Linked DNA regions of Homo sapiens: region 2 is linked to region 1. A link is an interaction called in ENCODE POLR2A ChIA-PET data of the cell type or tissue named here. Cell type or tissue: OCI-LY7. All regions are shown on one strand. Each heading gives the region's core, and the rest is flanking DNA. Links, peaks and the distances in the headings are about the cores only. Region 1 holds the start of LOC124902353 (small nucleolar RNA U13). Region 2 has its middle 13 kb from the start of LCN15.

The links. ChIA-PET counts read pairs that join two places held together with the same protein. Peaks named below come from ENCODE experiments on the same cell type or tissue, not always from the same donor. Only the 100,000 strongest peaks of a DNase experiment are listed, where the experiment ranks them.
Region 2: POLR2A ChIA-PET joins it to region 1 with 7 read pairs; 5 of 35 experiments call an interaction of 5 or more read pairs at or near these places.

Annotation. Positions count from the first base shown.
Region 1 is chr9:137,119,990-137,124,372 of GRCh38, forward strand. LOC124902353 (small nucleolar RNA U13) reads right to left here and starts at 3,619; the gene lies at 3,520-3,619. In OCI-LY7, for the core only: CTCF peaks have their summits at 1,480 and 1,685 (motif pointing right); DNase peaks (open chromatin) are centred at 1,837, 2,135, 2,702 and 3,602; H3K4me3 peaks cover 2,757 bases; H3K27ac peaks cover 3,887 bases.
Region 2 is chr9:136,775,182-136,779,564 of GRCh38, forward strand. No RefSeq gene overlaps it. Among named protein-coding and RNA genes, the nearest start is that of LCN15, 13 kb to the left of the region's middle. In OCI-LY7, for the core only: no CTCF peak of the experiment used is centred there; no DNase peak of the experiment used is centred there.

The DNA.
Region 1 (4,383 bases), core at 117-4,116:
GTGGCTGCTTATAGTCCCAGCTACTTGGGAGGCTGAAGCAGGAGAATGGCGTGAACCCGGGAGGCGGAGCTTGCAGTGAGCCAAGATCACGCCACTGCACTCCAGCCTGGGCGACAGAGTGAGATTCCGTCTCAAAAAAAAAAAAAAAAAATCATCTGGATCTCGGCCGGGCACAGGGGCTCATGTCTGTAATCCCAGCACTTTGGGAGGCCAAAGCGGGCAGATCACAAGGTCAAGAGAACGAGACCATCCTGGCCAACATGGTAAAACCTCGTCTCTACTAAAAATACACAAATTAGCTGGGCGTGGTGGCAGGCGCCTGTAATCTCAGCTACTCGGGAGGTTGAGGCAGGAGAATTACTTGAACCTGAGAGGCAGAGGTTGCAGTGACCTGAGACCGTGCCATTGCACTCCAGCCTAAGCAAAAGATGGAGACTGTATCTCAAAAAAAAAAAAAAATTAGCCAGGCGTAGCGGCGGGCACCTGTAGTCACAGCTACTCGGGAGGCTGAGGCAGGAGAATGGCGTGAACCCAGGAGGCGGAGCTTGCAGTGAGCCGAGATCGCGCCACTGCACTCCAGCCTGGGCAACAGAGCGAGACTCTGTCTCAAAAAAAAATAACTAAATAATAAATAATCTAGATCTCAATCCCTTGTCATATATGTTATTTTCAAATCTTCCTGTGGGTTGCTTCTTTATTCAGTTGATACTGTCTTTGAAGTGCAAAAATTATTATTTTTTGAGACAAGAGTCTCACTCTGTTGCCCAGGCGGGAGTGCACTGGCGCGATCTTGGCTCACAGCAACCTCCCCCTCCTGGGTTCAAACAGTTCTCTGCCTCAGCCTCCAGAGTTTAGTTGGGATTACAGCGCCCGCCACCACGCCCGACTAATTTTTGGATATTTAGTAGAGACGGGGTTTCATCATCTTGGCCAGGCTGGTGTTGAACTCCCGATCCACCCGCCTCAGCCTCCCAAAGTGCTGGGATTACAGGCGTGAGCCACCGCGCCCGGCCGATGTGCAGAAATTATTTTGATGACATCCACTTTGTTGGTCTCTTGTTGCTTGTGCTTTTAGTGTCATTTCTAAGAATCTGTTGCCAAATTAAAAGTTGTGAAGGTTTATCCCGTTTTTTTCCTAAGAGTTTTATAGTTTTAACTTTTTTTTGTTGTTTTTTGGGTTTTTGTTGAGACGGAGTCTCGCTCTGTCACCCAGGCTGGAGTGCAGTAGCGCCATCTCGGCTCCTGCAACCTCTGCCTCGCAAGTTCAAGCGATTCTCCTGCCTCAGCCTCCCAGGTAGCTGGGATTACAGGCGCCCGCCACCACATCCGGCTAATTTTTGTATTTTTAGTAGAGTCGGGGTTTCATCATGTTGGCCGGACTGGTCTCTGTGGGCGGCAAGCCACCCAGGTGCCGAGGCAAGAGACCGAGGGCACGAGCTGTTCCAGTATAATAAAGAAAATATACAGAATAAGAATAGTTATACTGGAACTAGAATATAGATATGATGATATATGAATATTAATCATTAGTTTGTAGCATTACTCTTTGTTCCAATATTATAATAATCTCTGTTCTACAATTATAACCTGGGAAAAACCAGGCCATACAGAGATAGGAGCTGAAGGGACATGGTGAGAAGCGACCAAAGACAAGTGTGAGCCTTCTGTTATGCCCAGACAGGGCCACTAGAGGGCTCCTTGGTCTAGCGGTAACGCCAGTGCCTGGGAAGACACCCACTGCTTAGCAGACCAGGAAAGGGAGTCTCGTTTCCCCAGGGGAGTTAGAGAAGACTCTGCTCCACCACCTCTTGTGGAAGGCCTGACATCAGTCAAGCCCGCCCGCAGCCATCCGGAGGCCTAAACGTCTCCCTGTGATGCTGTGCTTCAGCGGTCACGCTCCTGGTCCACTTTCGTGTTCCGCCCTGTACACCTGGCTGTGCCTTCTAGATAGCAGTAGCAGAATTAGTGAAAGTATTAAAGTCTTTGATCTCTCCGAGAAATACATAGAAGAAATAATGACATAAGCTGTCCCCATTCTCTCTCCGCCTCGGCTACCAAATAGGGAAGGGCCCCCTGTCCGGTGGACACGTGACTCACATGACCTTACGTATCGCTGGAGACGACTCACACTTCTTACCTGCCCCCTTGCCTTGTATCGAATGAATAACAGTGCAGCCAGGCATTCGGGGCCACTACCGGTCTCCATGCCTTGGTGGTAGTGGTCCCCTGGGCCCAGCTGTCTTTTCTTCCATCTCTTTGTCTTGTGTCTTTATTTCTACGATCTCTCATCTCTGCACATGAAGAGAAAAACACACAGGCACAGTAGGGCTGGACCCTATAGTCTTGAACTCCTGACCTCGTAATCCGCCCGTGTTGGCCTCCCAAAGTGCTGGGATTACACGGGTGAGCCACCGCGTCTGGCCCAACTTTGTTCTTTTTCAACATTGTTTTGGATCGCTTAGGGAAGTATTAACATCTTAACAATGCTGTCTTCCTACTCGCGAACGAGGGGTCCTTTGCACTTATTCAGGTTTTCTTTAATTTCTTTCAGCAATGTGTTGTAGTTTTCAGTGTGCAAGTATTTCACCTCCTTGGTTAAATTTATTTCTTGGCATTTTACTTTTTAGATGTTGTTATAAATAGAATCGTTTTCTTCATTTCCTTTTTGGACTGTTCGTTGCAGGTGCACAGAAATGCAACTGATTTTCTTGTTGATACTACGCCCTGCAACTTTACTGAATTTGTTTACTAACTCTAGTAGCTTTCTTGTGTATTCTTTGGTATTTTCTATATGTAGGATCATGTTATCTGTGAATAGAGATAGTTCTACTTCCTTCTTTTCCATTTGAATGCCTCTTATTTCTTTTTCTCATGTAATTGCCCCTGGGCAGGACTTTCAGTACAATATTTAATAGCAGTGGTGAAGCAGGCATCTTGTTCTTTTTTTTTTTTTTTTTTTTTTTTGAAACAGAATCTACCTCTGTCACCCAGGCTGGAGTGCAGTGGCTCAGTCTCGGCTCACTGCAACCTCAGCTTCCTGGATTCAAGTGATTCTCCTACCTCAGCCTCCCGAGTAGCTGGGATTAAAAGCATGTGGAAAAAACACGCAGCTGGGGCCAGCGCGGTGGCTCACGCCTGTAATCCCAACACTTTGGGAGGCTGAGGCGGGTGGATCACCCAGTCAGGAGTTCAAAACCAGCCTGGCCAACATAGTGAAACCCCGACTCTACTAAAAATACAAAAATTAGCCGAGCATGGTGGCGGGCGCCTGTAGTCCCAGCTACTTGGGAGTCTGAGGCAGGAGAACTGCTTGAACCCAGGAGGCAGAGGTTGCAGTGAGCTGAGATTGCACCACTGCACTCCAGACTGGGCAACAGAGCGAGACACCGTCTCAAAAAAAAAAAAAAAAAAAAAAAACCACGCAGCTGGCTAGGTCACAGAGCGGTCAAGGAACCCTACGTTTCTGTCAGGACAAGAGAAACGGCAAGTGGAACTGGGGGACCATACTGTGTTTTTGGGGGTCAGATGGGTAAGGCGCTGACTTTGTAAGAAGGTTTGAGAAAAGCACATCTCACATGAGTGTGAAACCAAATCATCACACTGAGGAACTACAAAAAATCAGTGTTTACAGACGTTAATTTCCACCTGAGCACAACCTGGCTCCATCCCATACATTCTGGTAGTTTCTGCTCTCGTCTTCATTCATCTCTAAGTATTTTCTACCTCCCCTTGTAGTTCTTCTTTGACCCATTGGTTAAGAGTATGTTGTTTAATTGCCACAGATTTGCAAATTTTCCAGCTTTTCCTGTTACTCGTTTCTTTCTTTTTTTTTTTTTTTTTGAGACAGCGTTTCGCTTTTGTTGCCCAGGCTGGAGTGCAGTGAGGCGATCTCAGCTCACTGCAACCTCTGCCTCCTGAATTCAAGCGATTCTCCTGCCTCAGCCTCCCGAGTAGCTGGGATTACAGGCACGCATCACCATGCCTGGCTAATTTTTGTATTTTTAGTAGAAAGGAGGTTTCACTATGTTGGCCAGGCTGGTCTTGAACTCATGACCTCAGGTGATCTGCCCGCCTCAGCCTCCCAAAGTGCTGGGGTTTACAGGCGTGAGTCACCACACCTGGCCTCCTGTTACTCATTTCTAATGTCATTCCATTGTGGCTGAAAAACATACTTTGATGGATGGACACACTAACTCACACCTACAATCCCAGTGCTTTGGGAGCCCCAGGTGGGAGGCTCATTTGAGGAAAGGAGTTCAGGACCCACCTGGGCAACATAGTGAGATCCCATCTCTACAAATTAAAATTAGCCAGGTGTGGTGGTGTGCACCTGTAGTCCTAGCTATTTGGGAGGCTGAGATGGGAGGATCACTTGAGCCCAGG
Region 2 (4,383 bases), core at 282-4,281, 340 kb before region 1:
CAGTGACCATTAACCTTTTAAAAGATGCTTTATGGGTTATTTGCCAAACCTCCTTCTTCATGCCGAGGTGTGATGAGGCTCATAAATAGGCCAGACTTGGGAGGGGACAAATGCGAGCAATGCCACCAATGAGAGGCCCAGGCAGAGCCGGTCTCGGGGCTGCCCAGCCATGTGTGCACCAAACATGGATGTGTCAGTGGCCGTGCCAGGAGTCAAGCTCTTGGCCAGGGGCCTCTGGGTGGCCAAGGCCAAGTCTTGTTCAAAAGGTGAGTTCAACTGAGCCAACCATGGCAGAAATACATAAGGGAGACCCCATGCCTCCTCTGGGTAAAATCCCCTGCTAATCCCACCTGGCTCAGAGGAGGAGCCATGTCCTCACAGCAGCCTGCAGTCCCCGCCTGACTCAGCCTCCTCTCGGCTCTGATTCTCCATGCCCCTCTACCCCTCTCTGTCTCCTCTCCCACCCCAGAAAGGGGATCCTGCAGGTTCATCCTGGTGGATTCAAACCCATCTTTGCCACACAGATAGTCATCAGAATGAATGGGCATAATCTATAAAGAGTCCTCTTGAAAAAGAAAAAGGCAGGCCAGGTGCGGTGGCTCACATCTGTAATCCCAGCACTTTGGGAAGCTGAGGCAGGCAGGTCACCTGAGGTCAGGAGTTCCAGACCAGCCTGGCCAACATGGTGAAACTCCACCTCTACTAAAAATACAAAAATTGGCTGGGCATGGTGGCTCACGCCTGTAATCCCAGCTACTCTGGAGGCTGAGGCAGGAGAATCGCTTGAACCCGGAAGGCAGAGGCCACAGTGAGCGAAGATTGTGCCATTGCTCTCCAGTCTGGATGACAGAATGAGACTCCGTCTCAAATAATAATAATAAAAGAAAAAGGTGCCAGGTGCTGTGGCTCACGCCTGTAATCCCAGCACTTTGGGAGGCCGAGGTGGGCGGATCACGATGTCAGGAGATCAAGACCATCCTGGCTAACATGGTGAAACCCCGTCTCTACTAAAAATACAAAATAATGGTAATAATAATAATTAGCCAGGCGTGGTGGCGGGCGCCTGTAGTCCCAGCTACTCTGGAGGCTGAGGCAGGAGAATGGCATGAACCCGGGAGACAGAGCTTGCAGTGAGCCGAGATCGTGCCACGGCACTCCAGCCTGGGCGACAGAGCAAGACTCCATCTCAAAAAAAAAAAATGAAAAAATAAAAAGGCAAAAATTCAGACAACTAAACGGAAACTGGGCAAAAGAGTTGAACCAGACCTGGCTGGGCACAGTGACTCACACCTGTAATCCCAGCACTTTGGGAGGCCGAGGCGGGCGGATCACGAGGTTAAGAGTTCGAGACCAGCCTGGCCAATATTGTGAAACCCTCTCTCTACTAAAAATACAAAAAATTAGCTGGGCGTGGTGGTGCATGCCTGTAGTCCCAGCTACTCAGGAGGCTGAGGAAGAAAAATTGCTTGAACCCAGGAGGTGGAGCTTGCAGTGAGCCAAGATTGTGCCACTGCACTCCAGCCTAGGTGACAGAGTCAGACTCCGTCTCAAAAAAAAAAGAGTTGAACCAGCCCTTCACAGAAAAGGAAATGTGAAGGAAAGGGCAATAAAAACATGAAGAGGGTCTCAGCTAACAGGATGAGGATCACGTGTCACCCACCAGACAGCAAAAATCCCACAGCCCAATCAATGCAAGGATTGGGAAGAATGGAGAGCAATAGGAACCCTCAGCCACTGCTAAGAATGATGTGAAATTGTTTTTGGTATCCCTGCATATGAAAGGGTGTGTTTTGTGGGTTATGAGGAAAATTACATTTCTTACCTGGGATGAAATTGTAAAAACTGAAAGCTACTGACCAGGAGAAATGTGCACCTGTGTACAAAAGAAAGGCCCAAGAGCATTCCCAGCAGCACAGTCCTCAGGGCCCCAGCCTGGCTGAACTCTCGTCCACAGGAAGATGAAGACATTTCCCATGCTCCCCTCAGACGGCGGGAGATCGTGCAGCAATGAAAAAGACTCATGTTAGTGTGGGTGGGTCTCAGGAAGAGAATGGAGACGGGAGATCACGCAGCAATGAAAATGAACCATGTCAATGTGGGTGGGTCTCAGGGAGAGAATGGAGGACAGAAATAGACATCAAGCAGATACTCAGACCCAACGCAGTGTAGGAGCAGCCACCCAGGAGAATTCCTTCACATCAAAGTTCAAAACTACAGCCGAGGCAACAGAGCCCTGTCTCAAAAAGACAACAGAAAGTTGAAACAGAAACTAGAACGAGTCTGAGGGTCATGGAGCTGGAGACCCGGGGAGGAGTCAGTGCTGCTGTTCCAGTTTGCGGGTCGTGGATCTGGAGACCCAGGGTGGAGCTGGTGCTGCTGTTGTAGTTTGACGGTCATGGAGCTGGAGACCTCGGGAGGGTCCATTTGAAGAGCAGCACCGGCTCCTCCCTGGGCCTCAGGCTCCACGACCTTCAGACTTTAAAAGCGGTAATACCGGCTTCTCCCTGGGTTTCCAGCTATATAACCCTCAGACATGAAGCGCAACAGCACCGGCTCCTCCCCGCCTCCAGTTCCATGACCCTCAAACTACAACAGCAGCACCAGCCTCTCCCCAGGTCTCCAGCTCCACCACCTTCAAACTAGAACAACACCACCAGCTTCTCCCTGGGTCTCCAGTTCCACAACGCTCAAACTAGAACAACACCAGCTTCTCCCCAGGTCTCCAGCTCCACAGCCCTCAAACTAGAACAACGCTGGCACCTCCCTGATTCTCCAGTTCCATGACCCTATAATTAGAACAACACCAGCTCCTTCTCTGGTCTCCAGCTCCACAACCCTCAAACTAGAATAACACCAGCTCCTCTCCAAGTCTCCAGTTCCATGACTCTCAAACTAGAACAACACCAGCTCCTCCTCAGTTCTCCAGCTCCACGACCCTCAAACTAGAACAACACTGGCTCCTCCCCAGGCCTCCAGCTCCATGACCCTTAAACTAGAACACCACCACCAGCTTCTCCCCTGGTCTCCAGCTCCATAACCCTCAAACTAGAAAACACTGGCACCACCCCGATTCTCCAGCTCCACTAACCTCAAACTAGAACAACACCAGCTCCTCCTCAAATCTCCAGGTCCAGGACCCTCAAACTAGAAAAACACTGGCTCCTCCCCAGGCCTCCAGCTCTGCAATCCTCAAACTAGAACAACACCATCTCCTCCCCAGGTCTCCAGCTCTGTGAACCTCAAACTAGAACAACACCACCAGCTCCTCCCAGGTCTCCAGCTCCCCAACCCTCAAACTGGATCAACACCAGCTCCTCCAGGGTCTCCAGCTCCCCGACCCTCAAACTGGATCAACACCGGCTCCTCCAGGGTTTCCAGCTCCCCAACCCTCAAACTGGATCAACACCGGCTCCTCCTCAGTCTCCAGCTCCGTGACCCTCAAACTGGATCAACACCGGCTCCTCCTCAGTCTCCAGCTCCCCGACCCTCAAACTGGATCAACACCAGCTCCTCCAGGGTCTCCAGTTCCCCGACCCTCAAACTGGATCAACACCAGGTCCTCCAGAGTCTCCAGCTCCCCGACCCTCAAACTGGATCAACACCAGCTCCTCCAGGGTCTCCAGCTCCCCAACTCTCAAACTGGATCAACACCGGCTCCTCCAGGGTCTCCAGCTCCCCGACCCTCAAACTGGATCAACACTGGCTCCTCCAGGGTCTCCAGCTCCCCGACCCTCAAACTGGATCAACACTGGCTCCTCCTCAGTCTCCAGCTCCGTGACCCTCCAACTGGATCAACACCAGCTCCTCCAGGGTCTCCAGCTCCCCGACCCTCAAACTGGATCAACACTGGCTCCTCCCCAGGCCTCCAGCTCCGTGACCCTCAAACTAGATCAACACCAGCTCCTCCAGGGTCTCCAGCTCCCCAACGCTCAAACTAGATCAACACTGGCTCCTCCAGGGTCTCCAGCTCCCCAATGCTCAAACTAGATCAACACCAGCTCCTCCAGGGTCTCCAGCTCCCCAACCCTCAAACTAGATCAACACCGGCTCCTCCTCAGGTCTCCAGCTCCCCGACCCTCAAACTGGATCAACACCAGCTCCTCCAGGGTCTCCAGCTCCCCAATGCTCAAACTAGATCAACACCGGCTCCTCCTCAGGTCTCCAGCTCTGCGACCCTCAAACTAGAACAACAACACCATCTCCTCCCCGTCTCTCCTACTTGCATGTCCATTTATAGGCTCTCTGCAAGAAGAAAAATATGGCTTTTTTTGCCCGAACCTGCAGGCAGTCAGACCTTATGGTTGTCTTCCCTTGTTCCCTAAACATTGCTGTTATTCTGTTCTTTTTCAAGGTGCACTGATTTCATATTGTTCAAACATACAT